Linked DNA regions of Mus musculus: region 1 is linked to region 2. Evidence: chromatin contacts called from ENCODE Hi-C or POLR2A ChIA-PET data. All regions are on one chromosome and are shown on one strand. The core of a region is the stretch at or near the end of the contact, and the rest is flanking DNA. Distances in the headings are between cores, read along the strand shown. Region 1 overlaps Gm42316 (a long non-coding RNA gene). Region 2 holds the start of Sdc3 (syndecan 3).

Evidence for each region. A loop is a pair of places that touch in the nucleus more often than their neighbours do. ChIA-PET counts read pairs that join two places held with the same protein, here RNA polymerase II (POLR2A).
Region 1: a loop to region 2 is called in a map of heart, with 2.9 times the contacts of the local background. The contact joins the enhancer-like site here to the promoter of Sdc3 in region 2. A Hi-C loop is called at or near these places in 8 of 37 maps with a recorded cell type or tissue (Patski, adrenal gland, gastrocnemius and 1 more). POLR2A ChIA-PET finds 5 or more read pairs at or near these places in 2 of 5 experiments (Patski and embryonic stem cell).

What each region holds. Positions count from the first base shown.
Region 1 is chr4:130,826,641-130,831,650 of GRCm38, reverse strand. Gm42316 (a long non-coding RNA gene) reads left to right here. Exons shown (of 3, transcript XR_881441.3): 3 at 1,785-1,843. Among named protein-coding and RNA genes, the nearest start is that of Gm42316, 6.6 kb to the left of the region's middle. Within about 2 kb of position 2,555, at least 1 of the 3 ENCODE cell types and tissues checked has a DNase peak (open chromatin) inside an H3K27ac peak, as active enhancers do; it is heart, where a contact is called at or near this core.
Region 2 is chr4:130,790,636-130,795,772 of GRCm38, reverse strand. It overlaps Sdc3 (syndecan 3), which reads right to left and starts at 3,236. Exons shown (of 5, transcript NM_011520.3): 1 at 2,971-3,236. The coding sequence starts at 3,102.

The sequences.
Region 1 (5,010 bases), core at 1,306-3,805, 37 kb before region 2:
TAGCAGAGTTTGCCCAAGGCCTTAGGTTCAAGCCCTAGTACTATATGAAATGTGTGTGTGTGTGTGTGTGTGTGTGTGTGTGTGTGTGTGTGTTATAAAAATTATGAAAGTAAGGTTAGCAAGATGGTTCAGACAGCAAAGTCACCACACAAGCATCAGGACTTGAGTTTGGATGCCCAGTACTCACACAAAAAGCCAAGTTCACATCTGTAGCTGCAGCGCTGAGTGGGAGAAGAGAGGAGAGACAGGCGGATCTCCAGAGCTCAGTGACCAGCTGGTCTAACTGAGATGGCAAGTTCCAGGTTCAGTGAGAGAGGGAAGGAGAGAGAAAAAAGATAGATGACACACACATACATAATACAGACATACAAACAAACATGATAAATACATATATGATAAATAAATAGATACATATATATGGTAGATATATATATACATATATACATGATTGACACACACATTATAGATAGTTATATAGATACATAGACAAATATAGATACATACACACATACATGATAGATACATACATTCAAAGAAACATAGGCATATACAGATATGTACACACATGACAGATACATAGATATATACATAGACATAGATACATACATACATACATACATGATAGAGTCTTGAAAGATAAAGAAGGAAAAGCTGGCAGGATGGCTCAGCAGGTAAAGGTCCCTGCTACCAAACTTGACAACCCAAGATCAGTCCTCAGTACTGACACAGTAGAACAAGAGAGCAAGCTCTCACAAGTTGTCACCTAACCTCTACATGTGAACCAAGGCACGAGTGCGCCCACATATACACACAAACACACACAATGCATAAACACAATAAAATTTTTAAACAATGAGGGAAAGCAATGGAGGAAGATGCCCAATAGCAACCCTCTGGCCTCTACATCCACATGCACAGGCAAGCACATATACATGCATTCACACACATACATGCATTCACACACATACATGCACTCACATACACATACTTGCATTCACACACACATACATGCATACACACACACACGACCACCATAACAAATAAAAGAAGGAAGGAAGGGGAGAGGGAAGGGAAGGAAAAAGAAAAAGCAAATGATGGAAATGTTTGTTTTTGTTTTGTTTTTTTTCCTAAGACAGGGTTTCTCTGTGTAGCCCTGGCTGTCTTGGAACTCACTCTGTAGAACAGGCTGGCCTCGAACTCAGAAATCTGCCTGCCTCTGCCTCCCGAGTGCTGGGACTAAATGTGTGCACCACCACTACCTGGCTGAAAATGTTCTAAATATTAAAGAGAGTGGGGTTGGGCTGTGGCTCTGTGCGCAGTGCTGGCCTAGCACACATGAAGCCCTGGGTTAGATCCCCAACTCCATACTAACCTGGTGTGGTGCTCCATGCTTGGCTAGTGGAGGCAGGAGGATCAAAAGTTCAAGGTCATTCTGGGCTACTAGGAAGGTTGAGGCTAGCCTGGGCTTCAGGAGACTGTCACAGCAAATTAATTAAATACAAACTCAGGCTATCTAGACTCCAGTGAGCTCAGACTTCCACCTGTGTCATAACTGTCACTTTTAAATATGATTTATTTGAAACAGGATCTATATCAAGTTTCTACAGTATTTGGCCACCACATCTTTTAATCTTGTTTCTAGTCTTTAGGTGGGTGCACACGTATGGTCCAAGGTACAGGAAGCTGAGGCAGGAGGATCGCTTGAGCTCAGAATTCAGGACCAGTCTGGGTACCACGGCAGGATCTCATCTCAGAAAGTTGTTTTTCGTTTTCTTTGTCTTTAGTATATCTGCATGTGAGCGTGCTGTGTCCATAGATGGACTACGTGTGGAGGTCAGAGGTCAGCTTCAGGTGTCCATCCTCAGAAATGCTGTCTACCTTTGTTCTAGTAAATATGCATTGGATACATCTGTGTACATTTTCTATATATCCTAAGTCCCTTTCTCTCTAAATAAAACAAATGATTTATTGAAGGCAGTGGACCATTTGATGGAACGTTTCATAGCTTGGGTTTTGCTGATGAAGCCAATGTTGGCTATGAGATGAGGGTGCTGAGTCTGTGTAAGAACTAAGCACAGCGCCTGTGGGAGAGGCACTGACGGGGGAAGCCCCGCCCCCGTGATGTCACATGTTGTTGTTGTTTTTTCCAGTCTCTGGATCACACCTACCGCTCCTGTGGCTCCGCAGCTGCTGGCTGGAGGGAGGAGATGGGGGAGGAGGAGAGAGACTGGGCTCTGGCCTGGGTGCCCTGCACCCTCTCAGCTGTAGGGCTTTGCATCCTTGGAGCCTCAGTTTCTCCACCTGCAAATGCACTCCGCAAGGACAGAGTGTGCATGAGTACAGCCATACCAGGGAGCCTGGCCCAGCCTCCTCTGCCAACAGATCCCTCTTCTCCACCCCGTTCCCACAGCAGGCCTGGCCTCCTTCCTTCCAGAGGGAGATGGGGCTCAGGATCTAGCGAAAGCAGTCTGGACCCTCTAATGGCCGCCAGCCCACCCTCAGCCCAGCAGAACAAGGTGGGTGGCCTCCGGAAGCAGAGCACACTCTGTTCCCAAGGAGGCTCGGGCTGGCCTCTGTGACCTCTTGGACTTACAGAAACAAACAGCCATTCTTCCCCCTCTCATCCCGAGGCCCAGAGGGGAGGCCCCCAGCTCCTCACAAGAGTGCTGCTCCAGATGAGGGTTGGCTCTCGTGGCCCAAGTCAGGGTCTGTCCTACGTCAGCAATAAGTCACGTGATCCGTGCCCAGGTTCAGGTCATTTATTCACTCAGTAGGCAGTATGCCAGGCCTAGCCAAGAGGAGATCTGCAGTGATCTCATTACTTGGGAGTCTGAGGGAGGAGGATTGTCACAAGTTGTAGGCTACCCTAGACTACCTAAAAAGCTATTAAATCGTCACCATCATCACCATCATCATCGCCATCACAATAACAGCAACAACAATAATAGCCCCCACTTACCCAGTGTCTTCTCCACACCTAACATGGTTCTTAGCACTGTGCCACTGTGCGTACCAGGCAACCTCTATGGTCTCCACTTTCCCGGTGGAACCGCTGGAGTTGAAGCATCTCACTCACAGCACGAAGTCACGGCAGAGCCTGCTCTGCAAAGACCCTCACACTGCAGGTCCTCTGTGCACATATAGGGACGCTGGGCTCAGAGAGGGGCAATAGCATGCACAAGCACACACAGCTGCTCCAAGACTGAGCCTGCTACTCTACCACGCGGAGAATAAAGTGTTTGCTGCTCAAACGCGCAGCAGAAAGTACCCAGGCAGTTGATGGAGCCTCCTGGAAACAAGCCATCTGAACCCCCCCTCATTGAGGCCCTGGGGGGCCTCAGAATTACCACACAGTGGGGAGGTTTGGAGCCCAGAGGCAACAGCTGAGAAGAAAAAAACTCCCTGCCAGACTAGTGGCCCCACAGTCTGACTGACTATGGTGTGTGTGTTCATGTGCATGCATGTATACGTGAATGAGTAAGTGAGTGAGTGAGTGAGTGAGTGTGTGTGTGCCCACGTGCCTGCGTGCACATGCGTGCAGGCATGCATGTGTCATGCCACAGGTGGTATTCCTTGCCTTGTCTTGCTTGGCAGGGTGCCTTGTTCACTACTAAGTATCCCAGGCTAGCTCACCTGCAAGAATCCAGAGACTTCCATCTCTGTGCATTCCATTGTATAAATGTGGAGACTACACACAAGAGCTACCACACCTGGCTTTATGAGTTCCTAGGGTTCGAACCACGGTCCTCACACTTGTGTGACGGAGTGCTTTATCCGCTGACCCATCTCCCCAGCCCCTCCTGGCTCCCAGGTCCAAGCACAGGCCAGGCGCAGAGGAGACATTAGAGAACCTTCAGTGAAAAGAGTGAAGTGTGGGGAGGGAGGCAGGAGAGAGGGGCCAGAGCATCTCTAGGTGGCCAGGCTTCAGGACCCAACCTACCAGAAATGGTGCCCCATTTTCTAAGGGGATACTCATGAACCATGAGGAGGTTCCCATGGGAGCAGGACAGACTGTGACTGTGACATCCATGCCTGCCCTCTATCCCCTGCCTTGGGGGCAAACAGCCCTCTGTGTGTCCCTAGAGGAGCAGGAACAATAGCTAATGTGTCACAGCAGCCTTCATCGGATGGGAAGAGCCTAGGACAGGCACTGAGTGGGCTCCCTGGCTCTGGTGCCCAGAGAAGCCAGGAGGAGCCTTGCCCCACCCGCACTGAGTGATCCAGGCCACAGAAACGTGAGGTCTCCGGGTCCTGCTCTTGTCCCAATGCTGTCTTCAAAAACACCATGCTGAGTTCCTCACGGAGCCCTTTCCCCCTCCACAGGGGACACGTGATCATCCCCCTGTGCAGTTGGGGGAATCAGATTTGGAGCACCCAGGCCCAGAACCTGAGGCTGGGAAAAGCCACCACCTGGACACAAGAATAAACACATCAGCCGAGTACTAGTGGCACACGCCTTTAACCCTAGCATTCGGGAGGCAGAGGCAGGGGGATCTCTGTGTTCAAAGCCAGCCTGGTCTACAGAGTGAGTTCCAGGACAGCCAATGCTACACAGAGAGACCTGTCTCCAAAAACCAAAACCAAAACCCAACAAGAATGAACATATCAGACCCCAAGGGCACAGTCTCTCCTCGTGCATGGCTCCAGTTCCTATATCCTTTAGGGCAAGATTCTCTTTGCAGCCTGAAGCTGGAGTCTCCCTGAGGGGATGAACAGCAAGCCCCTGCCCAACTGCACACAGTCATTGGACTGGCTGGTTTTGTGTGTCAACTGGACACAGGCTGGAGTTATCACAGAGAAAGGAGCTTCAGTTGGGGAAGTGCCTCCATGAGATCCAGCTGTGGGGCATTTTCTCAATTAGTGATCAAGCAGGGAGGGACCCTTGTGGGTGGTGCCATCCCTGGGCTGGTAGTCTTGGGTTCTATAAGAGAGCAGGCTGAGCAAGCCAGGGGAAGCAAGCCAGTAAGTAACATCCCTCCATGGCCTCTGCATCAGCTCCTGCTTCCTGAC
Region 2 (5,137 bases), core at 1,987-4,486:
GACGGTTAGACTGGCTGCTGTTGTGAACCCTGTCAGTTTAGCTCAGAAGGCCTCTTCTTCCAGGAAGCCTCCATTGGCTTCCTCCAAGAAGGGCTATCACCAAGGAAAGGCAGCATACTCCAGCTCCTGGGAGGGAGGGGCTGAGCCTGGCGCTGTATAATGCATAGAGAGAGTCTTGAGACAGATGACAGCATTGCCCAAATCCCACAGCAAATATCTGCTCTTGGTGCCCAGCAGCTATGGAGCCTCTGAATCCTATTGCTTACTGTGGTGCCCTGCCTGGAACAGTCCCCAGCTTTTCATTTCTAGAGTGAGGTCACCAGTCTGGAAGGGCAAAAGGAGAGGGTTCCTGGATGCCAGGAATAAGCCTCACCTGCCACTTCACACCTCAAAACAGGACAGTAACTCTGACAAAAAAAAAAAAAAAAAAAAAAACAGGACGCAGTGACTCGCGTCTGTAATCCTGGCACTTGGGCAGTAGGAGGGTAGGAGTTCAAGTTCATCCTTGTCTATGTAGCAAGTTCGTGGCTAGCCTGAGCTACATGAGACTCTGCCCCCACCTCCTCCACAAAGGAATCTACGTGCACCAAGTGCTATGGCTACACTTTCACTCTTTGCTCCGTCTTAGAGAGAGAGGAAGCCACGGCATGGGACAGTTAAGTCACTTCCACAAAGTCACACAGCCACAAATCAGTTGAATAACCACCCCTGACAGCAATACTGAGTGTCATCTATGGTCACTCCCAGATCTGGACCTTTAAAGGACATTCTCCAAAGGCTATACTTTCTAGTGTCCCCACATTCCATGTCACTCTGGGAGTCACCTAACCAGAAAAGCTGAGGTGGTCTGAGGACCTCAGAGCCCTAGACAGTCAGTCTCTCAGGACCAAAGCCTCGAATCTGTAGGTCAGAACACACCCCCAACTTGACAGCCACAGCCTGGATCAAACCAGCCTTCTCCTCCCTGGAGTTCCCTTCCCCTGATCCCGTGCTCTCCCAGACTAACAAGAAGACCCAGGGTCATCCTGTTTTTCCCCTGCTGAGCCAACCACTGTCAGTCCCTTGCTGTCACCAGAGACCATTCCTGGAACTACTACCTGGGCTTCTGATCTAGCCTCAGCCCTCACTGAGAAGCATCCTTTAACCCTTAGCTTTCCAGGCCAGGTAACAGTGCAGAGAGTCCTTCCTCTACAGTCCCAGCCCCTCCCTGGGAGGACAGCATGCTTGCAGAGAGAATACCTCTTGAGACCCATCCCTACCACAATCTCTCCCCTCGCTCAGCCAGGTCACCATCTGGGCATGCCACTCAGCATCAGTCTCAATCATGCCAGCTCCACTTTGCCCTCACACCTACCTGGTTGAAGCCCTACTATGTGCTGAGTCCTCAAAAATCTCCCTGAATCCTTTCACTACGGGTAGAATGTGTATTATTCCTTCCTAGGGACAGTAGCTCCAGTGAAGCCATTTGTCCTGAGCCCTTTGTACTCAACACCAAAATGCCTTCAAAGGTGCCTCTGTGTCCACTCTGCCTCCCCGGAGGGCACCCTTAGTCCGTCTTTGCAGAGAGGAAAGCTGGGACTCAGAGGAGTGGCCAGGCTGGCTCAAGACCTCACTGTGATTGGGTGGTGGTCTTCACTGGACTTTGAAACCAGATCTTTGATGTCAAGGGTAATTTTCTATAATGCTGCTGAAAAGCAGTTCCCACTGCCAGTGTGGGTAGTGCTGCCTTTTGCTCAGGAACCTCTCCCCTCACCCCATCAGGAAAAAAAGGAAAAAGAAGAAGAAGAAGAAGAAGAAGAAGAAGAAGAAGAAGAAGAAGAAGAAGAAGAAGAAGAAGAAGAAGAAGAAGAAGAAGAAGAAGAAGAAGAAGGAGAAGAAGAAGAAGAAGAAGAAGAAGAAGAAGAAGAAGAAGAAGAAGAAGAAGAAGAAGAAGAGAGAGAGAGAGAAGAAGAAGAAAAGAAAAGAAAAGAAAAGAAAAGAAAAGAAAAGAAAAAAAGGGCAAGGCATGAACCGACCACCAGGTACTATCTTGGGGTCCCCTCCCCAAAGCTAACAGTTGTCAGGGCAGCTCAGAGTCTTGCCTGCCTCCCTACAATCTGGCCACCTTGCTTAGGAGAGAAGGGGCGTGCCGGCCAGCCTGGGCTCTGGTGGTCATCTGAGTGGGTAGGGACAGCCATTGCTCCTGGAGTCAGCCACATGGGGGTAGGACCTAGAACTCCCCAGCTCACTCAGCCCACATTTAGACACCTGTCAACTCAGAACTCACTTGGGAGCTGGGTTCCTCAGAGCAGGGACCCGGCTCATCCACCTGCAGGACCGACCCTCTTCCTCCCGTTCTGCTAGTGAAACCAGAACCAAGTTCAATCCCTTAGCTACTTCGGTTTCTCAAAGGGACAGTCAGGGGTCACCTGGTACCCACCTCTGATGGCACACACACCCATGTCTTCTGGGGTGGGAGCTGAGCCAGGTCCACCATCGCTACACACCTGCACACACATACGTGTGCTTTCACACAGGTCCATGGGTCAAAGCACACACCCCCTCACCCACAGTCACACAGCCTTGGCCATGGTGGAACACAGCGTGCAGAATGGGTCACCCTAGTGTGGAGCGGGATGCGGATGCCATCCAGCCATATGGACAGAGCCTCTCCCGTGCCCACACCCACAGGTGCCCACGCACCCTTCTTAGAAGCAGACACACACACACAGGGTCACCCTCATTCACCCTCGCGGGTCACCTTCATCGACCCACCCCCTCCTCCTCCAATGCCCCCAAGGCCCTGCAGGCAGCTTGGGATGGAGTGGGGGTGGGGAGAAGGCGACCCCAGCGGATACCGGACGCACACGCTTCCCGGCGGGGAGGGGACCCCATGAGACCGGGACACACCCAGCGCGGCACGCGCGACGAGGGGACACGCAAAGACACGCGGGGTACACGCTGGGGACCCTCTTGGGGCCCATCACTCACCCCCGCGGCGCGGCCGGCCAGCAGCAGCAGCAGCAGCGGTGGCAGCAACAGCCCGCGGGCCCCGGGCGCATGGGTGGCGGTGTCCACGCGCTGCCCCTGTGCGGTCCCGCGGCGCGGCGGCCCGGGCTTCATGGCGGCCTTTGTTCGCGGCGCGGGCTGCGCGGGACCTGCGCTCGGCTCCTCGGCCGCCGGCTCCGCCTCGCTCGTTCGTTCGCTCGCTCGCGGCTCCGCGCCCACAGCGGCCGCGCCCGCAGGAAGCGTCGCCGCCGCCGCCGCCACCGCCGCCGCCCCCCGCGCAGGCGGGGCGAGCAGGAGGGCGGGGCCGCGGCGACACCGGCACGCGACACCGCCCCCGGCCTCAGTTTCCCCCCGCGCAGGGGGGGGGGGGCGAGGGGCGTTGACGTCTGCCCCCCTACTGTGGATCCGCGAAGCACGCCGTGTGCGAGCCGCGGGAGAACCTGCTCTTCCAGACAGCACCCCGGGTCTCTCTGCTCCCAGTAGGGTGGTGTCAGAGGACCCCGACTCGGGGTTCCCCCTGGTCCTCCTGAGCTTCTCCTTGGCCTGTTTGTCTGAGAGACACAGGCCCCTAGCCACCCTGAGTTCAGGAAGCAGGGGCTTGGGTCAGCTACAGGCACGCATGGCGAACACCAGCACGCGTCTGCTGCTCACACGCTGGTGAAGTCTCCAGTTTCCCATTCACAGGGGCTCAGTTGCACTAAGGGGTCTCCGGGGAGGCTGGTAAGGGTAGGCGTTGGTTAGTTGGCATGTGAGCTGAGCAGGACACCCTTTGATGTCCCTGCAATCGGCACTATCCATTTGATGGCCATGTGTCCTTGGAAAGAAACCCAGAGCATGAAGCTCCGCACCATATAAGGCAGAGTGTGAGATGGGTTCCCCAGAGGGAGTGAGAGGCTGGGGCATCACAGGTATGCAAGGCTTGCCTAGCTAACCTCGGTAGACATCCTGGGGGGGGGGGGGCGTCCACTCTGTGGCTTACAGATCGCTGAGAACGAGCCAAGCCTGAGTAGTAGCTGCCTGTAACCCCAGTACTCATGACTTAGGAGGCTGAGGCAGAGGGATCTCAAAGCCTGGGCTACATACTGAGTCTCTGTATTTTCAAATATAAGAGGGGAGGGAGAGCTGGTGAGAGATACAGCATACTACTTAAAGATGTAAGTGACTAGTTCCCGGTACCCACACCAGGCTAGACACAACGCCCTGTGACTCCAGCTTCAGAGGATCTAATACCTTTAGCCTCCAAGGACACCTGCATTAATGTGCAGAGGTGTGACACGCATGCCCGCGTGTGCACACATACACACGAATAATAAAAATAAATCCTTTAAAAATGATAAAAATAAATGTTGACACTTTTTTTTTAAGGAAGATGGACTTTCAGGCTGACCTTGAACTTGTGATGTAGCTGAGTATGACCTTGAACATCTATTCCTACTACCTCCATCACATCCAATTTGTGCTGTGCTAAGAACCGAACCCAGAGCTTTGTGCAGAAGGGCATGTGCTCCACCAACTGAGCTACATCCCCAGGCCCTCACAAAGAGTCTTTTAAATCAATCCCATTCGATGCGTTTTGGCATTTGAAGCTAAGATGCCTTGAAGAATACAACATGAAAAGATTGACCTGCCTAGGAATCAGGAACTGGCTTTATCACTAGCATAGCCAGGAGCTGAGGGACTCTAGCTTTGGGTTAAGCAAGTGCTTGGGTTCAAATCCTGGTTCTGACAACCATGGGCTCTGGTACTTGTTTGTACAACTTCACCTCTCTGAGCCTATTCCCCAATGTCTGATGGAAATGAAGACCATATGGGCTTCACTTATTCATTCAACAAACATATTGAATGCCTTGTGTGTACCAGGTCAGGGGACAGGCTGGGAAGCTTTTGTGAGCTCTTCCTTTTCGTGTACTGGGAGTTCAATCAATGTGGTTGGGACTGGTTCTGAGGTGCTCTCAAAGGTTTAGCTGGGCCGGGCGGTGGTGGTGCACGCCTTTAATCCCACCACTTGGGAGGCAGAGGCAGGCAGATTTCTGAGTTCAAGGCCAGTCTGGTGTACAAAGTGAATTTCAGGACAGCTAGGGATATACCGAGAAACCCGTCTTGAAAAAAAAAAAAAAAAACAAACAAACAAACAAACAAACAAAAAGGT